2 separate regions of the Mus musculus genome follow, and region 2 is linked to region 1. Evidence: chromatin loops called from intact Hi-C (ENCODE). Cell type or tissue: heart. All regions are shown on one strand. Links, peaks and the distances in the headings refer to the core of each region. The heading gives the core; the rest is flanking DNA.

The links. Peaks named below come from ENCODE experiments on the same cell type or tissue, not always from the same donor. Only the 100,000 strongest peaks of a DNase experiment are listed, where the experiment ranks them.
Region 2: it touches region 1 in a loop (4-fold over the local background); 1 of 42 quality-filtered maps calls a loop at or near these places.

Annotation. Positions count from the first base shown.
Region 1 is chr7:80,319,651-80,329,137 of GRCm38, reverse strand. It overlaps Rccd1 (RCC1 domain containing 1), which reads left to right and starts at 4,684. Exons shown (of 9, transcript NM_173445.4): 1 at 4,684-5,388; 2 at 7,795-7,861; 3 at 7,957-8,276; 4 at 8,440-8,836; 5 at 8,925-9,046. The coding sequence starts at 8,108. It overlaps Unc45a (unc-45 myosin chaperone A), which reads left to right. Exons shown (of 20, transcript NM_133952.2): 13 at 1-116; 14 at 318-445; 15 at 619-685; 16 at 1,107-1,220; 17 at 1,440-1,555; 18 at 2,712-2,829; 19 at 2,970-3,125; 20 at 3,261-3,846. The coding sequence ends at 3,518. In heart, for the core only: no CTCF peak of the experiment used is centred there; DNase peaks (open chromatin) are centred at 2,857, 3,667, 4,657, 4,927 and 1 weaker place; H3K4me3 peaks cover 1,801 bases; H3K27ac peaks cover 1,907 bases.
Region 2 is chr7:80,266,186-80,275,672 of GRCm38, reverse strand. It overlaps Vps33b (vacuolar protein sorting 33B), which reads right to left and starts at 6,018. Exons shown (of 23, transcript NM_178070.4): 1 at 5,594-6,018; 2 at 1,364-1,444; 3 at 988-1,049. The coding sequence starts at 5,689. In heart, for the core only: no CTCF peak of the experiment used is centred there; a DNase peak (open chromatin) is centred at 6,032; H3K4me3 peaks cover 2,011 bases; H3K27ac peaks cover 1,768 bases.

The sequences.
Region 1 (9,487 bases), core at 1,721-6,720:
CCGTAGGCTCGGCATTGGTCAATTGCACCAACAGCTACGACTATGAGGAGCCTGACCCCAAGATGGTGGAGCTGGCCAAGTATGCCAAGCAGCACGTTCCAGAACAGCACCCCAAGGTATGGGTACACTCGGGAGGGCGGGGTGAGGGCGGGACGGGACAGGGGGGGCTCCATGTTATTGGCAGCAGTTGAGCTGGCCGATTGATCCTCAACAGAAAGCTTTCCTTTAAGCAATGTCTTCTGTGAGAAGAGCTCACATTTTCCCACCCACCCAGCTAGGGTTCCCCCCCCCCACTCCCCGATTGCCTTCTCTCGCAGGACAAACCAAGCTTCGTGCGGGCTCGTGTGAAGAAGCTGCTGGCGGCGGGTGTGGTGTCAGCCATGACGTGTATGGTGAAGACGGAGAGCCCCGTGCTGACGAACTCCTGTAGGGAGCTACTCTCCAGGTGAGCCAGCCTGCCTCTGCGGACTCCTGCTTCAGGCTACCGCATGCCTGTAGGGATGGGTACTGGACTGTGTGGGTCTTAGAGCACTTGGCTGCCTTACTTTGCTTAGCTTAAGATTGAAATGCCTGCCTGCCACTGGGTCCCACCCACCCACCCACACCTTCTCCCGGCAGGGTCTTCCTGGCTTTGGTGGAAGAGGTGGAGGATCGAGGTACTGTGGTTGCCCAGGGAGGGGGCAAGGTAAGCTGGTTTCTGACTCCTTCCTGAGCCATCCACCTGTAAGACATGACTCAGTGGCTGCTGGCCCTGGGGGACACTAAGAGTGGCCAGCAGGAACTTTTGCCAGTGGAGTGTGATACTTCTGTGGACAGGCTCCTTGGAGTCCTTTGGACCCATAAAGAGCCTGAGCTTGCCTCCTTTTCCCTCTGGGGCCCCAGGGCTCTGCACAACCCATGGTTAGCACCTAATGGGTGGTTGAGGAAAGTGTGGGTAGTTTCAGTGAGAGACCTCAAAGTGAAGGGAGTGGAGTCTGAGCAGGGAGTATTCTCAGACCCAAGGAGAGAGTTGGGGGGCTGGGGGAGAGTGCAGTAAGGATCGATGGCTTGGACCTTGTGCTCCCGGGGCCAGCCTGGGTGCTGACAGGGCTGGGGTCGTTTGACAGGCTCTGCTCCCCCTGGCTCTGGAAGGCACTGATGTTGGGCAGACCAAGGCCGCCCAGGCTCTTGCCAAGCTGACCATTACCTCCAACCCAGAGATGACCTTTCCTGGCGAGCGGGTATGTGTCTCCTTGCTCTGACTGTGGACCCCCCCCCCCCCGTTTCCTCATTATGCCCTGAGGAGCCCTGGCCTGGGCCCCTTCTCATGACCATCAGGAAGTGGCAGTTTTGCTGAGTCCTGGGGTAGGAAGAGACAGCCATAGAGCCACTGTCTTGGGTGGGCTCCCTGCTGGGGTCTTGGGATTGGGTGAACACTGATAGGTGCAGTTCTATCACAGATCTACGAAGTAGTCCGGCCCCTTGTCTCTCTGCTGCACCTCAGCTGCTCAGGACTGCAGAACTTTGAGGCCCTCATGGCCCTAACAAACCTGGCAGGGATCAGTGAGAGGCTCAGGTAAGGACCCGCTGGGAGCCTGGTATGGGGATTTGGGGGAGCCTCACTCACTCACTCTGTAGTTTGGAAGCCAGTTCCTGGTCACTCTTTGTGCCTCACAATGACTCCTCTGCAGCCTACAGATGAAGAGTCATGCCAGGGGAGGCAGGGTGAAGCTCTGGGGCCCCGACTTTACCCTCTATTTCCTTCTCTCCCCAGGCTGCTGACACTCAGTGGCTCATGGTATAATCCTAAGAAAGCTTTTAAGTCCTTCTGCCTCAGTTTCTTCTCTGTGAGTTAGTTATTTAACCCGTGAAGTAGGAGCGTGGAGAGCTGGCTGAGAAAATGCTTGTAAAACTCTTTATCAGGCACAAGTGGGTGTTGTGGCTCATGCCAAGGGAGGAAGAGTTCTTGGCTGTGAGTTCTAGGCCAGGCTAGGTTATAATCTGTTTCAAAAGCCACCTCCCTGACCTCTCCTGAAAGCCATTAGTTCATAGTATCTGGCCCTGGCAGTAGTCACAGTGAACATTTATTAGCTGTTAGTACTAATTGTGACCTTGAATACATCACTCACCACGCGGCCCAGTTTCTGCTTTGGCTAAATAGTGACGGTAGCCACCTCTGCACTCTACATTAAGGAAGGTAATTCAAGCATGGGGTTATGATGAGTACCAGGTGAAATAGTTCAAGCGGCTCGGACAGGTTCAGTGCGCAAACGGTTGATGTTTACAGAGCCGTCTTCATAACCACCCTGCTTTGCTAACTTCCGGGATGCTTAACAACCCCATGCTGGGGCTGGAGAGATGGCTCAGCGGTTGAGAGCACCGACTGCTCTTCCGAAGGTCCTGAGTTCAAATCCCAGCAACCACATGGTGGCTCACAACCATCTGTAACCAGATCTGATGCCCTCTTCTGGGTGTCTGAAGACAGCTACAGTGTACTTACATATAATGAATAAATAAATCTCTTAAAAAACAAACAAACAAACAACCCAACCCCATGCTGTTTCCTGCCAGGCCAGAAGGCTAGAAAGCACTGCAGTTCCTAACCAGCACAGCAGAGTCTTTGGGCATTGCTAGGGGAGCACCTGAGCTCAGGGCTCAGCCACCCGGGATAGGGCGGCACCTATGGATATGGAGACTCTGGTCATACGTGTCCTTCCACCTTCACCCCGCAGGCAGAAGATCCTGAAGGAGAAGGCTGTGCCCATGATTGAGGGCTACATGTTTGAGGAGCATGAGATGATCCGCCGCGCAGCTACCGAGTGCATGTGTAACTTAGCCATGAGCAAAGAGGTGAGCGTTGGTCTGGCCGGTCGCCATGACTGACAGGTGCCGGGGTTGGTCCGGTGGTTGCCATGACAGGTACCAGCAGCCCTGCCCTTCGGCTAGGCTTTGAACCCCGGTAGCATGGTCCTTGCCTCCATCTGTCCCAGGTGCAAGATCTCTTCGAGGCCCAGGGCAATGACCGGCTGAAGCTGCTGGTGCTGTACAGCGGCGAGGATGATGAGCTGCTGCGGAGGGCGGCTGCTGGGGGCCTGGCCATGCTCACCTCCATGCGGCCCGCACTCTGCAGTCGTATCCCTCAAGTGGTGAGTACCTGGTCTGGGCGGGGGAGGCTGAAGGAGCTAGCAGTTCCCTACATGGTGGTATGGCTGTTGTGTCGGGGAGTTCCTAGAGCGTAGATGTGGTTTCTGCCAGTCTTCACATCCGCCCGTTTCCTACAGACCACACACTGGCTGGAGATCTTGCAGGCCCTGCTCCTCAGCCCCAACCAGGAGCTGCAGCACCGGGGCACCGTGGTGGTGCTGAACATGATGCAGTCTTCGAAGGAGATCGCCGGCACCCTGATGGAGAGTGAGGTCCTGGAGATCCTGTCAGTGTTGGCCAAGGGCGAGGAGAGCCCAGTCACCAGGGCTGCCGCAGCCTGCCTGGAGAAAGCAGTGGAATATAGACTCATCCAACCCAACCAGGACGGAGAGTGACGATCGGCCCGGGGCCCACAGCTCACGCATCTGTCACCCTTCACAGCTCTGAGTCAGCACTGGGATGCTCGATACTTGCCTCGCCTCCACAGCTGCCACAGTTGCACTTTGGTGTTCTCAGGACACACAGCATACAGCCCTGCCCTGCCAGCACTCAGGAGGGCCCTGTCTGTACTGTAGAGAGCTGAGGCTGGGGGACGTACATCCCATTCAAGCCTGAGGATTATGGGCATCAAGAAGGAAGGACACAACAGCATCCTCACATGCTGGGAGCATCATCAGAGCCTGCCAGCAGGCTCACCCCGCTAATAAATTCTGTGGAACTAAAGCATCTGTTTGTTGTTGTAGGCGGGGCTGCTGAGGGTGGGACACTCAGGAGCAACAGCTGGACATCAGCAAAGTGTGCTGTAGAGCGCTGTTGCTGTAACAGAAGGAAGCCAGTGGGCCCATGGAGAACCTTTGTAGACAAGGCCTTAATATGGGTAGGACAGGCTGGCTTCAAACTGATAATCCTTTCTCAACCGTTAAGAGTTGTAGGAATTACAAGTGCCAACACCCACGCTGGTTTCTTTCTAAATCCTGGTGAGTTAGCCTAAAGCTTAGGAAGCTGATCAAATTTCAGTGTCTTTTTTTTTTTTTTTTTTTTTGTTTGTTTGTTTGGTTGGTTTTTTCTTTTTCTTTCTTTCTTTTTTTTTTTTTTTTTGGTTTTTTTTCGAGACAGGGTTTCTCTGTATAGCCCTGGCTGTCCTGGAGCTCACTTTGTAGACCAGGCTGGCCTCGAACTCAGAAATCCGCCTGCCTGTGCCTCCCGAATGCTGGGATTAAAGGCGTGCGCCACCACTGCCCAGCTTTTTTTTTTTTTTTTTTTTTCAGTGTCGTTTTTTTATGCTGGTCCTTGGATACATTTGTCATGATATTGTGAGTTTTCTGTGATCTCTACCCAGTCTGTGTTTGGAATTTGGGGTCAGTGTGCGCTTCCCTCGGGGAAAATACATTTTTCTGTAACTCTGCCAGGTTGAAGGAGAAACAGGACTCAAATAGATTCCCTATATGGCTAGGAACACCGGTTTCTTAGAGGCTGGAGTCCAGGCTTGGCACTCATTGGCTCAGTACAAGTAAGTGACAGAGCCTGGGCCAATCAGTGAAGGCACTAGTACTACAGCTTCCTGTTTGGCCCTCAGTCCTGCGCTTGTTCAGTAGTGAACGACCTCCTTCCTTGTTCAAAGGGAATGGAGGGTGTCAGGGCTTGGTCTTCGCCCGCCGTTTCCCTCGGATCGTCAAGAGTATCCATTCATTCAGTGGTTCCAACCGCGTCCACTGCTGTTGGCGCGCACAGGAGACTTCAGCCTACTGCCTGGTGGCAGGTAACCCGGCGCATGTGTGCCGGTCAGGCGCGCCCCAGTGGTGACGTCACCGCTCGTGCCTGCGATTGGCTCCGAAAAGCTGGCGCACCGAATGACCGCGTTGCTTGGCGCGGAGGCCCTTAAAAAGTGCTTTACTCCGCCGGCCATCTGTTCCCCGAGCCATACATTACTATGCGCTGCTCACTTTCAAGGTTTCCTGCTTAAAGGGCTTTCCTGATGAGTTGAGGGTACAGGCTAATGGGAAGATGAAAGATTCCTTTGGTTGGGGATCCAGGAGCTGTAGTCTCAGATCTGACTTAAGAGGCTCGAGAGTGTCTGTAAAATTCTGATCCATTCGAGTGAAGTGGCGTTGCATTTTGAACCGCGCGACTGTCTCCCAATTTCAGCCTGAGCTCCCTGGGACCCATAGTCATCACATTAAGTCAAAGGAAAGGCGCAGCAAAGACTTCTTGAATAAACGACCGAGTAAGGTCCAGTGGAAATTGTCCAAATGCCTCTGAAACCCGGTAAGAGCCAATGGTCATTTTCGTCGTTAAATTCTACTGTGTAAACTAAGCTAGGACTGTTTACACTTAAATTTTGATTTGTATTTATTGCAAACAGTTCTGCTAGGTAGATACAAGCAGTGCTGTCCCCACTCGCCTTGTAAAACTGAAGTTGTGCAATAGGATCCAGGTGCACAGGCACGCCCACCTAGGTCCCAGGTGTTTATTCTTCTTGTTGGGACGAGGCTTATAAATCCATAGGACACGGCTCAGCTCCACACTTGCTGTGTGATTGGGAGTCTAGAGAAAAATGGAGTCAATTTGAATGGAGACTCGGGGTTAAAGTTCTCAAGGCTAAGAGACTGGAGCTGTGGGCCTCAGATCCTAGTGTTGTATCTGATCTCCCACGTACATGCCTCACAGTTCCCTTGTGGTAATAGAAATAAGTTCTGGGTTGCAAAGAAAGAGACCACTGTTAAGGCCTAGATGGAAGGTTAAGGCCTAGGTAACCGTTACCTGGACAGCCTGCCATTATAAAGAAACTTTCTCATGTTTGTGCTGTTCCTAAGGAACTTTCTAATGCTAAGATTGATTATATAGTTATGTTCTGTGCCCTTGAAACCAATCACGATAGAAGTCAGTAGAACGACTTTGTATAGTTACCCTTGGACCCGAAACAACCACCCTGCAGCACTTTCTGCACCTGTGTATAAGCTTTTATAGTGTAAGCTGCCCCTGGGATGGGCCCCAAGGTAAGAGAGTCACCTGAGCCAATATAAGGAACTATTTGGAATAAGACTTTCATTTTGGCTGGGCAGTGGTGGTGCACGCCTTTAATCCCAGCAGTTGGGCGGCAGAGGATTTTAGAGTTTGAGGCCAGCCTGGTCTACAAAGTGAGTTCCAGGACAGCTAGGGCTATATAGAGAAACCCTGTCTTGAAACAAACAAACAAAAAAAGACTTCCATTTTGAGTAGGGGCCAAGTAGAGTTTAAATTCTCAAGACCTCCCTGAGAACTGACATCCTATTTTGCAGAAAGAAACATGTGTGTGGGTAACTAATCCTGGTAGACAAGTTAAGATATGAATATTGAACAAGAAAGAGAAGAAAGAAAAAAAAAAAACAAAAAGAAAAAAAAACAACAAAAAAAAACAAAAAGAAAAAAAAAGATATGAATATTGAACAGTGCACATCCTCTGCTACAGCTGAACACCCCAACCAATGGGAGCAGGATAAGTGTACAACAAAGACCTGCACCCACAAAGTAGCTCACAGCTGTCTCTAAGTCCCGTTCCAGGGCATCCTAAACCCATACACAGACACACATGCAGGCAAAAAAGCATGCACAGAAAATAAAATAATAAAATAAGGAATACCATGCCCCAAATTGGGTAGTCGTGTAAGACTTAGTCCATGGAAATTAAGGAGGAAAGAGAAAAGGGTCACTGGTCATTGGACTTTGAGAAAACACAGGGTTTACTGGTGTGTGTGTGTGCAACATTTTCAAAATAGTCTTACAAGGGACAGGGAGATAAAGATCTAGACACCAGGCCAGCTAGAGAAGTACTGGCACATGCCTTTGATCTCCACAATCAGAAGGCAGCGATGGGGCGATCTTTGTGAGTTTGAAGCCAGCCTGTTCTACATAGTGAGTTCCAGGACAGCAAGGGCTTGTGTAGAGAGACCCTGCCTCACATTAAAAGGGTGTGGGGAAGCTTAGTGGTGAAGGGCACTGCTGTTCTTGCGGAAGACCTGGGTTCAGGTCTAGCACCCACATGATGGCTCACACTCCAGTACCAGAGGGTCTGATGCCCTCTTCTGCCCTTTAGTAACACCAGACACAAACATGGTGCACAGACAGACATGCAGGAAAAACATCTCTACACATATTGTAAAATAAATCTTTTATTTTATTATTTTATTTTCTGTGCATGCTTTTTTGCCTGCATGTGTGTCTGTGTATGGGTGTAGGATGCCCTGGAACGGGACTTAGAGACAGCTGTGAGCTGCTTTGTGGGTGCTGGGAATTGAACCTGGGTCCTCTGGAAGAGCAGCCAATGTTCTTAACCACTGAGTCGTCTCTCCAGTCCAAAATAATAAATCCTTTTTTTTTTAACCACTTCTTTTTTTAAAACCATTTTAAAAAAAAAGCTATTTATTTGTTTTATGTGTTTGAGTACACTGTAACTGTCTTCAGACACCAGAAGAGGGCATTGGATCCCATTGCATATTGATTGTGAGCCACCATGTGGTTGCTGGGAATTGAACTCAGGACCTCTGGAAGAACAGTCAGTGCTCTTAACCGCTGAGATGTCTCTCCAGCCCCACCCCACCCCCCAACCCCAAATAATAAATCTTAAAAAAAATTTTTTTTCTTGCCTTGAATACAAGTTTGACTTAAAAGACACATACTTAATATTTCTTACAGCTGTACGCTGGATTTGAGCCAAAAGTAGAAGTGGTCAGCTGCAGACAGTTCAGCAGTCAAAAATCTGGTAGGACCTTTGGCCAAAGCTCTGCTCCGTGGACAGTAGTGGGATGGACTCCGTTTGCCCGGTGATTAGGATGGCATACTGTCTCTATTTTACAGGTAGTGCAACTTCAGCCCCCTGGAAGGCAGGATTTGCCAGCGTTCCTAAGGTGTCCTGTTTGCAAGAGTCTCCTTGGTTTGCAACCTTAATCTTGCATCCCTTAATCCACACCACAGCCAAGTGTCCACCCACAGAGGGCTCAACCTGGACATGGCCGAGAAACGGCACGGAGCCTGGTTCGGCTTTGGTTTCTGTGGCTTCGGGCAAGCGCTGGGTTCTGGGAACAGCCACCATTCAGTGTACAGTCCTGAACCACTGCATGCCAGTGATGATATTTGCCAAGTGAGCGCAGGCTGGAGCTACACTGCCCTGGTGACCCGTGAGTGCCCTCACAATCCCAACTCCAGACCTGTATCATGTATACCTGCCCAACCCTCCTAACATGCCAGTCCAGAAATACCCAACACCCGTACACCCTTACTCGGGCAGCCTCGAGCTTCCCAGGTCCATGGCATGCGTCCCTCCCAACTCTGCCCACACAGGTGGAGGCCGGGTGGAATTGTCAGGTTCTGTGAGCGGTGCAGCAGACGGCTGCAGGGACGTGTGGGCTTCGGAGGAACTCCTGGTGCTGCTACGCAACAAGGGCGGCTCCAGCACGGAAGTGCAGGCCTGGGTACCAGGTTCTGCGTTACAGGGGGAGCCCCTCTGGGTCCAGAACTTGGTTTCTGGGGCAAAGGGCCAAGGGGAAGATGAACCCAGCAGGGAGTCTAGGATGGGGACCCTGCCGTTGCTACCCTGCGCCCGTGCCTATGTGACCCCAGAACCACCCTTCTGCCAGCCTCTGGCCCCAGAGCTGCGGGTCCGCCAGCTGGAGCTGGGAGCTGAGCATGTGCTGCTGTTGTGCGCAGCTGGCCAGGTGTTCTCCTGGGGTGCGGGCAGGTGAGGACCGGCTGGTTGTGACGTGGCGGAGCTCAAGGAGAGGCTCTCTTGGATGGACCTGTAGCTGATTAGGGACGCCTTTGATCAGGCATGGACAGCTGGGCCACGGGACTCTGGAGGCAGAACTAGAGCCAAGACTGTTGGAGGCACTGCAGGGCCTGCGGATGGCTAAGGTGGCTGCAGGTGGCTGGCACTCTGTGTGTTTGAGTGGTGAGTGACTCGGGGCGGCTCCAAACAAGCTGGAGGGCTTGGCCCCGCCTTCCTCTTGCTCTGTTTTTGTGGGCGGTCTAGCCCAGGCCTCATTCCACGCTCAGTCCAGCTCAGTCATCCCTGAGTCTTCAGTGTTTCCAGATTTAGCCTGTTACTCCACCACCCTCTTACACCTCCACTCATCTGGTTACTGCCTGTCTTTGTTACTGAGCTCTTCACTACCCCCATCCATCTAAAATACTCCCGAAGGTCAGCACACTTCTGCAGGGGAAATGGTAAGAGACAGCTCAGCCAGGAAGAATGGAGAAGGCTGCCTATGCCCCGGTAGCCATGGTGGATGGCAGAGAGGTGTGCCTTGGTCCACAGTGTGTGGCCTAGGGCTTTTGTGTATTGGGTCCATCTTGGTGGGAAGGCTGAGACAAAAGAACTTCAGCCTGGAGT
Region 2 (9,487 bases), core at 3,052-8,051, 55 kb after region 1:
AGTTTATAATTTATAAATTATATATAATAAGAACTGGAATGTGTATATATAATTTTAACATATCTAGAAGTTTTTCTGCTAAAGAAAGGTATACGCTACTCAAGTTTGGGGAGTGTGTAAAAGAAATCAAAGCACTAGAGATACAGTGCAATAGCAGAGTACTTGCTCGAAGTCCTGGTTTGATCTCCTGCCCGGCAGACTGAGAGTGCATGGCATGTGGACAGAACAATACAAAGTGCCCTGGAGATCTAGAGAGGAAAATCAATCCAGCCTGGGAGGGAGCTTCATGAAGAGCAGGACTGGATGAAAGCCTGGTGCTCTTTATGGAGTGAAGGACAGGAGAGAACTTCAGGCACAGCGAGTGAGTGACAGGAGGACAAAGGCACGTTCTGGACCGTGTGGAAGCAGGTTCAACTTGTGGGAGTAGATTCTCTTCTTCACTATGTGGGTAAAATTCAGGTTGTCTGTTAGCCTGCTAAGTCACTGATCCTAGAGGTTACTTCCTTACTTATCTATCTGTTCACTTGTGTGTGTGTGTGTGTGTGAGTGCAGGCACACATGCAGACGTCAGAGGACAACTCTGTGTGAAGACTCTCTTCTTCTACCTTTCCATGGGCTCCACGACTGAACCCTGACCACTGGCCTTGCACAGGAAGTGCTTCAACCACTGAGCTGGTTTCCAGCTACTGCCCCTGGAGGTGGTTGGTAGTAAAGTAACAATTTTTGGACAAGGAATAATTTGAGTTGTAGATAACAACATGGAGTAGAGAGGGAAGAAGGCAGAGTGGAAGAAAGTGCAGAAAGGCAGACTAACAATCTGAGTGCCATATTATTTAACAACCAGTGCATGACACTGTGAGCACTCAGGGAACCGGGCTGCATCTCAGGCACTGTGGCTGCACATTTCAGGCAAGGACAAAGCAAAGCAAACAAACAAACGTCTTGGCCCTCCTCCAGCCTGGAAGCCACAGACTCTCTCACACTTACTGTTCATTGGCGCTGAGGGCAGGTTTGTTCTCCACCTTGTACAGCTTGTCCACTTCATGTTGCTACAGAGAGAATCAAACATGACAATGGACACGAGTTGGAAAAGCCCAGGTGTGACACAAAGGCAGGGACACTTAAAGGGTTAATCCTATAAGACAGTCTGTTCTCATCCCACTAAAATTTCTGCCTTACTGTCAACAGAAAAACCAAAAGTAAAACACAAGACAAACACCATCCCCCATGTGCCCGCCCAGGTGAGCTGACTGTCTTCACCCTGTCAAGGGGGTCAATATTCAGGAATTAGTTATGCTTGTCAAAAGAAAAACTGTTCAAAGAGGAAAGGGGGCAGGAGTTACCCTGAGAAAAGGGCTGGTACCTTCAGGATAGAGACGTTAGCAATTCGATCCAAAGGGCTCATGAGATCTGCCTCAATGAACAAATCCTTTTTTCCAGGAAGCTGAAAGAGAGAAAGTATGGTAGCTCACTCAAAGGTCCCACAAGCTGGGAATTTATGCAGTCACTCATTTAACAAAAACTTGGTTTTGAGTTAAAACAGCATTAGACATCTAGCTAAGTATCTTATTTACTGTCTGATTCATTACTGACATTTTGTATGTGAAAAATATTTGACTTTCTCAGCTTGGCTCCTTGTCAGTCAATTGTGTTTGGTCACTGCCTCTAATACTCTGCCTCATAACAGTTCTTCATTTCCTAATAAAGACAAACTCAACAAAAGCCCACCTTGCATTCTACAACCCCTTTAACTAACTGCGAAATATCTTTTCCAATGGCATTTTCCTTTTAGTTACAAACATGACACACTTAATGCAGAACTTTGAAAATCATGGCAGGGCTGGATGTGTGTGACTCAGTGATACAGCTTGTGTGTTGCAAGCAGGAGGCCCTGATTTCAATCACCATCCCTGCAAAAAGAAAAAGCAAAGCCCAGCTAGTACCCACCCTCTGCCCTCCCCTGCAGCTACCTCCTGACAGCACCATGGGATTCCAGCACCCACACTCTGGATGCTGCTCTCTCATATGCACAAGAGAAGGAGGTCACAGTTACTGCTAGGAAGGGCTAAGTCATTGGAAGCTTCCTTTCAACTAGGCCTTGACAGAGTTGAGAGTTGTTAGTGATGTTTGCGGGACAGTCCAGCAAGGTTAAGTGTAGAGGGGGAGGGCTGAGCAAGCAATTCAGTTGGATTGACACATCTGGTACACGGCAGCAGTCCTCAGCTGGGGACATCTGGCAATGCAGGACACATTTTGGGTTATCTGGAACAGAGTGTAGGGAGATATTGGCAACTAATGCATAGAGGTTTGAATGCTGCTAAGCCATCCACACTGTACAGGACAGGCCCTACAATATGATATTACTGCACACAGCATGTCTGCAGTGCCAAGAATTAATAATATTGGTGCAAAAGAAATGGTGGGAAATAGGTTTGAAACAGTTGACTGGAACTGACCAATAGGTAGGGTTTTTGGACTTGATCCTTTAAGGAAGAAGGGGAACAGGAAGCTTTTGTATACTACAGCACAAATCAGCCAGGAAGTTTAGATGGAATGGACAGCTATTGGTAAGATAAGTGAAGAGATGAGAAACGGAAGGTAGGGGCTCATTTGAAAAGGTAATAGTGCAGACCAAGCAAGAAAGCGTGGACACTGGGAACAAAACAGAGGAAGACAAACATGAAATGTGGTTATGTGTGTGCATGATGCGTGTATGTGAACATGTGTGCCCTGGTATGCTGTGCAGAAGTTAAACACTGTGGAGTAGATTGTCTCCTTCCACCTTCGTGTGAGTTCCAGGAACTGAACTCAAGTGAACAGGCTTGCACGTACAGCAAGCACCCTTACTTACCAAGTCATCTCACTGCGTCACAAGAAATGGTTTTCATACTGGAAGGGCATCAGCAGTGTTGACACTGGAGATGCTGGCATCACAGAAAGGGTTTGGTGGTTTGTTTGTTTGTTTGTTTGTTTGTTTTGGTTTTGGTTTTTTTGGTGGCAATGTTTCTCTGAGTAGTCCTGACTGTCCTGGAACTTGATCTGTAGACCAGGCTGGCCTCGAAATCAGAAATCCATCTGCTTCTGCCTCCCAAATACTGGAATTAAATGTGTGTGCCACCACATTTAATCCCAGTATTTGGCTATGTTTTGTCTTAATATTGTTTCCCCTATACTTTCTAGAGTGTATGAGTGTTATTTTTAAAGCCATGTATGATGAAGTACCCACAGGACGCAGCATAAGTTAAGTATAAGGGAAATGACAGTCCATTATGACTTTGATCTATCAAGCTTGAATAGCAGTGTTCATTAAAAGATAAACCAGGGCTAAGTGGCTCAGTGATGAAGTATTTGCTGTGAAAGTGTAAAGATTGGACTTCAGATTCCAGCACCCATGGAAACAGCGGGTGGACATGTTGGGCCACTTGTACTTCCAGCACTCTCCAGTCAGAGGAAGGATCCCTCCAGCAAGCTGCCAGGCTAGACTAGTCTGGATCAGCAAGTTCTAGGTTCCACTGAGAAAACTTGCCCCAGCAAATAAGGTAGACAATGATGCAGAAAGACTACCATTGCCAACCTTGGACCTCCCAACACATGGGCACATGTGTATACACATACCCATATACATGTGAACAAGCATGCCTACATGCATGTACACATGTGAACATGTACACATGTGAACACGCATGCCTACATGCCACATGCACAGACAAAAAGAAAAAAAAAAACAAAACAGAAATTAGTATGGGGAAGGTAATAGTGCCCAGAGTCCTTATGACCTTGACCTTGTGGTGTCTCTTCTGCCGCAATACTCTCCACTAATAAGGTTCTATCTTAGTCTCTACTACTCTCCAGCACTTATCTTGCCATTCTCCACATACTTTTTGAAACACTTTCATGTGCAAATCTCTACGCTAGCATTATGGGACATACAAAGGAGAAATACCATACGGTCCTGTGTCCCCTAAGGTTCTCTCTCTCTCTCTCTCTCTCTCTCTCTCTCTCTCTCTCTCTCTCTCTCTCTCTCTCGGCTAGAACCTAGGGTTCCAAAGGAGAGAAATGGAACTATACAGTGAGGAACACCCATAGCCCCTAACTATTAGCACTTTAACTTGACTTCAACTCCAAATTAATCAACTTTCTTCACTTAGCCTCTTCCTCTGTGTGTGTGTGTGCCCACGCGCATTTTGTGTCTACATGCATTTGACTTACACGTGTGTGCTTTTCAGTTTCGTTCAATGTTGGCACAACAATTTTTCATTAAGCACCTGCTATGTGGCTGATTCTCAGCTCAGTACTTGATGCTGGGCAGAACACACACTATTCCTATACCTGAGAGGCTTCCATGAACAATAAGCAAACCATAACAATAAGCAAACCATTACAATGACAGTAGCAACACTACTGTCCTAATAACACAGACTAAGTCAACTTTGGTACTTCCTCAATATTTACAACTAATCAATATCTCTGAATGTTCTTTCACTGTAATTTATAAATCTATCACAAGTCAGGTGTGCTGGCAAATTCCTGTAATGCTAGCACTTGGGAAGGCTGAATCAGAGGTTTTGCCAGAGGATACCCTGGGCTACATAGTACGACCTAAAGAAACAAAACCAACAACCAAACCCCATCATTTCTCTCCTTTCTACTGCCATCAGTTTTTTGTAAGCTTTTACTACTTTAATCAGTATTCTCTGAACTAGCCTGCTGTCCAATTGCTCTTCGTTACAAACCACTATGGCAAACATTGCTTCACACTACAAATGGGTGTGGGTCTTCAGCCTGCTGTGTAATTTGTTTGTTTGGGTTTGATTTTTGTTGTTTGTTTGTTTTTCAAGACAGGGTTTTTCTATGTAGCCCTGGCTGTCCTGGAACTCACTCTGTAGATCAGGCTGGCCTCAAACTCAGAGATCTGCCTGCCTCTGCCTGTGAAGGAATGAATGCACTGGGATTAAAGGTGTGTACGACCACCCTTTCTTTCCCATGGGGAACAATGGATGAAACCGAGAACCCTGCCTGGGCAATTGTCTAACCACTGAACTTTATTTCCAACCTACAGTGTAACTTCTGTTAGCTCTTTCCTCTGCTCATGCACCGGTCCTTCCCTGCTAGGCTTCCCATCTAGCAGCCCAACTGCCTGAATGTGCACGATGTTCCTGCTCCAGAGAAAGCATGTCTATTCTTCAAACTCTAGATCTCAGGAAACTCTTAGATCGCCCCAGCTGTTGTTTATTCTAAACTTTTCCGGAAGTCTAGAATTCACTTACCATCCAGCACCCTTTAGGGGTCATTATTTCATAGGGCATCTCCTGGAATGTAACTAGTGACAGAGGTATTTCAACTGTATTTCCATCTCCAGTGATGCCTGGCACAAGTGTGTCTTTTTCATTTGCACAGAGGCTGGCAATTTCCATTTATTCTCTGGCCAGGTCTCAAGCAACTGTTACTACTCTGGTTTTTCCTGTTGACCGCCCCATTTTGGATCTGTCTCAGAAGCTCAAAGAAAAAAAACCAAGGGACTCAGCAAGGAAGAAGTCACATTGAGGGCCACACTGTTGACGCAGTAAAGGCGCCGGCCACGGCAGGCACTGACCTGTTCTAGCAGATAGATGAGCTGGTCCCGAGCCAGCCTCTTGAGCATAGAGAAGTCGGGAAGCTCAGGGGCGTCCAGCCGATGGGGAAAAGCCATGGCAGCGGTCACCTGAGCCACCGTGTGAGAGCAGCAGAATTCTCCCTGTTCTGCAAAGGCCGGCGACAGCCCAAGGTGTTACTGCAGGCTGGTACCCCGCTTGCCTGGGCTCTGGATCCCAGGACCCCCAAGGGGCCCTCGCTCCTCTGCCGTACTCGACGGATGAATGACCGACCACCTCCCGGACGGACGGCCACAGGCTCAGGCGACTCTCCTTGGAGACCTATAGTCACTGGTCCCGCCCGAGTCCACTCAGCCTGTCAGCAGGATTCCCAACGACATCCGCACACTCGGCAGCGTGCCGGGGAACCCCGCCTCCTACCCAGAGAAAAGCCACTTCCTAGACATCCCGGAAGTCCGGGTCTCCCAGTTAGCGATTAGAGCACTAGAAGGGGACGGCGGCCGGGAAGGGACATTTGAAAACGGGAGTGAATCTTTTCACAGGTTTACTTTGTGTGAATGTGAGCGGTGTGTGTGTTTGAAACCTAGTCTGCAGAGCACAGTGTGTGTGTGTGTGTGTGTGTGTGTGAGAGAGAGAGAGAGAGAGAGAGAGAGAAACCTAGTCTACAGAGCGCTGATTGCTGGAGTCTCAGCTGTTAATTTAGTCTCCAACTATTCAGTCCTTAGCTTCCTGGTAATAGAAGGTAAGCGAGCAGTGTAAAGAGGAATGAATGTGTTAGACTATGAAAGTTAAGGCTTGCCAGCTGTAACCCTTGGCTATTGGAGTTCGATTTGTTAATGGCCATTATGGAAGAAATGAATAAGCTTGTGGCACAATCATGCTACAAAACAACTGTACAAATTAAAGAGGCAAAATACAGAAGTAGTCAGCTGGTAGTGGTGCACGCCTTTAATCCCAGCCATTGGGAGGCAGAGGAAGGTGAATCTCTAAGTTTGAGGCCAGCCTGTCCTACAGAGTGCGCTCCTGGACTACCAGGACCACACAGAGAAACCCTGTCTAGAAAAACCAAAACAAAAATCAAAAACAAGCAAAAACACAGAAACACATCTATATAGTGTTGTTTACATAGAATTTGTTTATGAAACAAGGTCACAATATGTAGGCCATGCTGTCTATTGCAGATAGGAGCTGACTGGGGAAATCAATAAATGAAATAATGGGAGAAAGGGTGAGGTATAATACTTTGTTGTTTAAAAAAGAAAGAAAACAAAGGCAGTCTGTCATCTTGGTGGGTGTCTGTAAACCCAACCCTTCGAAGCAGAGAGAGGGATCAGGAGTTCTCGGCTACTCTGGTCTCCACAGAAAGTTGAGGGAAGCTGGGGTACAGCTCAGTGAATGAAAGGGTGGAGACTAGAGTTTGGATCCCCAGCACCCACAAACATGCTAAGGGGGTGTGACATCAGCTCAGTAACTTCAGCACTCCAAAGTCAGAGGCTGGGGATCCCTCAGGCAAGCTGTCTAGCTAGACTAACCTAATCACCTGGCTCTGGGTTCATCAGAAAACCCTGACTCAAAAGGTTAGCTGGAGAGCTAGCAAGGACTCCACCCCAACCTCTGGCCAACCCCTTCCCTGCCTCCCCAACTCCCACTCCCTCAAAGCAGAAACTCACCTGGGACAAATGACCCAGCTTCTAAAAATAACTAGCAAAGAGGAAAAGATGTGAGAGGTGAGACTTAAGGTATAGGAAATATATTGAGGCCAGGTATAGTAAAAATTTTGGAATTTTGGTTTTTTTTTTTTAATGGAAATATAAGAACACGTTTTCGTTCTAATCCCAGGTGTGGGATATGAGGCTGCTTCAGATGGTTCGCATCAACCATGATTTGCCTTGTGCTCTGGCAAGGGCATGACTTTGCCAGCTGCAGATAGTTTGTGTGTGACATTTGGAATTCTGGTGTCTTTTCAGAGGGTATAAATGCTAGGGCCCCAAGAGGCATGATGGGTTGTTGGTTGCAATTTGTTTAGTCATGGGTGAAGAAATTAGATATCCTGGCTGAGAAGATCAAACTTGCTCCAAGGAACTCATCACCCCTAATCAGCAGGAAGTAGTCTAATGATAATGTTGCCCCTTTCTGAACCCTGATTTTATTCAGGGGTCTCTTTCTTCTCCTATCCTTTTTTTCTCTTATCTAGTGTTCAGGGGTGGAAAGGGTAGGAAAGGGGTGGAGAAGGGTGAAAAGAATCCAGAATAACCAAGAATGGCGACAGCCAGACCCAGCACTGGGTAGACAAGAGGCAGGATCTCTGTGACTTCAGGACCAGCCTGGTCTACATAGTTGCTGTACAGCTGGTGCTATATAGTGACCCTATCTCAAAAAAATTAATTATAATTTAAAAATTAGCTACAAAACGGAGAACAGCCTCAAGCCTCAAACTACTTATATTAAAAGGTCTTGCCTCTTAACACAATAGGATGAGGTTATGCTCGACTGTGAATCCCAAACAGCCTATGGGGATAGAGGGCAGGACTTTCTCATCATCAGTTTAAAAATATCATCTGGCACCAAAGCAGCATGTTAGCTATTTTTGCCTTTACCCTATGTTGGCATCCTTTCTGCAGAATGGTAAAAATAACACTTGATTCTTTCTTCTTACTTTCTTGAATTTGTTACCCTACTCTTCACAAAGGGTTAAAAGGAACATACCAACAAAATCCTGTTTAGAAAACAAACCAACGGGATAAGTCACTTAAAAACCAGGCTGGGTGATTCACTCTCTAGCACCATTACAATAAATAAGTTTGTTTGTTTTAAAGGCCTAAGCCCATAGTGCTTCATACTTTATGTTGACCTTGGCCTGACCTCACACCATCTTAACCTGCTTGGTGACCGCTGCACTGAGGAATAGAGGTGGTCCAGCCATGTGCTCTGTGCTGTGGTCCACCAACCCAAGTGGCTGACGTACCCAGTCTTCTGTGGCTGCTTTATTTCCAGCTAAAGTGAGACCGCATTACCTGTCTTCCTCCTGCGCTCCCAAGTGCAGTACCACCTCATTCAGTGTGATCGATGTTCACGTGAAACTAGAAGGCCTCAAAACAAGAACCCATGAAATCCTGTAACCACAGCCAGCGGAGACTGCAGCGGGGCAAAGGGCTGGAGAGATGGCTCAGTGGTTAAGTGCATTAACTGCTCTTGAAGAGGACTGAGGTCCAATTCCCAGCACCCACCTAACAGCTCACAACCATCTGTAACTTCACTTCCAGGGATCCATGGTACCAGGCATGCATGAGGTGCACATCTATGTTCATGAAGGCAAAATACCCAGAACACATAAATGAATCTTTAAAACAAAAACTAGGAAACCCCCACAAAACGTGAATTGTACTAGAGCCTACATTAGTCTCCCAGCCTAGCCATTTCTAAGACAAGGGACACAGCAGGAAAGGCCAGGCTAGAAGCTTATGTGCCTTGGCTGAGGTCTGGGTGGGTAAGATGGCAAACCTATAAGGTAGTGCTGCCACAGTACCTTCATTGTTAGGAAGTTCTTCAGTCTAAATGGAGATCTGGCAGTACTTAGGAACAGTGGGAAATGTACAGGTCTCTTCCCTTCATGGGGTCTTTTTTCAAAATGAAGGAAAGTGAAGGATGCTAGTAGTATTAATCTCATCAACTGCAGAAAATAAGGGTAGGGTCATAGACTGTGATGACCCAGCCTTAGTCTGGGTGGCTAGGGATGCCTCTAGGGAAATAACAGTGGAAGCCTGCAATCTCAGCACTTCCAAGGCTGAGGAAAAAGGACTGCTGTTTCAAGCCAACCTGGGCTAGTAAGGCCGCTATTTAAAAAACAAAAGATGCCAATCAATACTATAATTACTGTTATCAGCATTTCAGAAAGC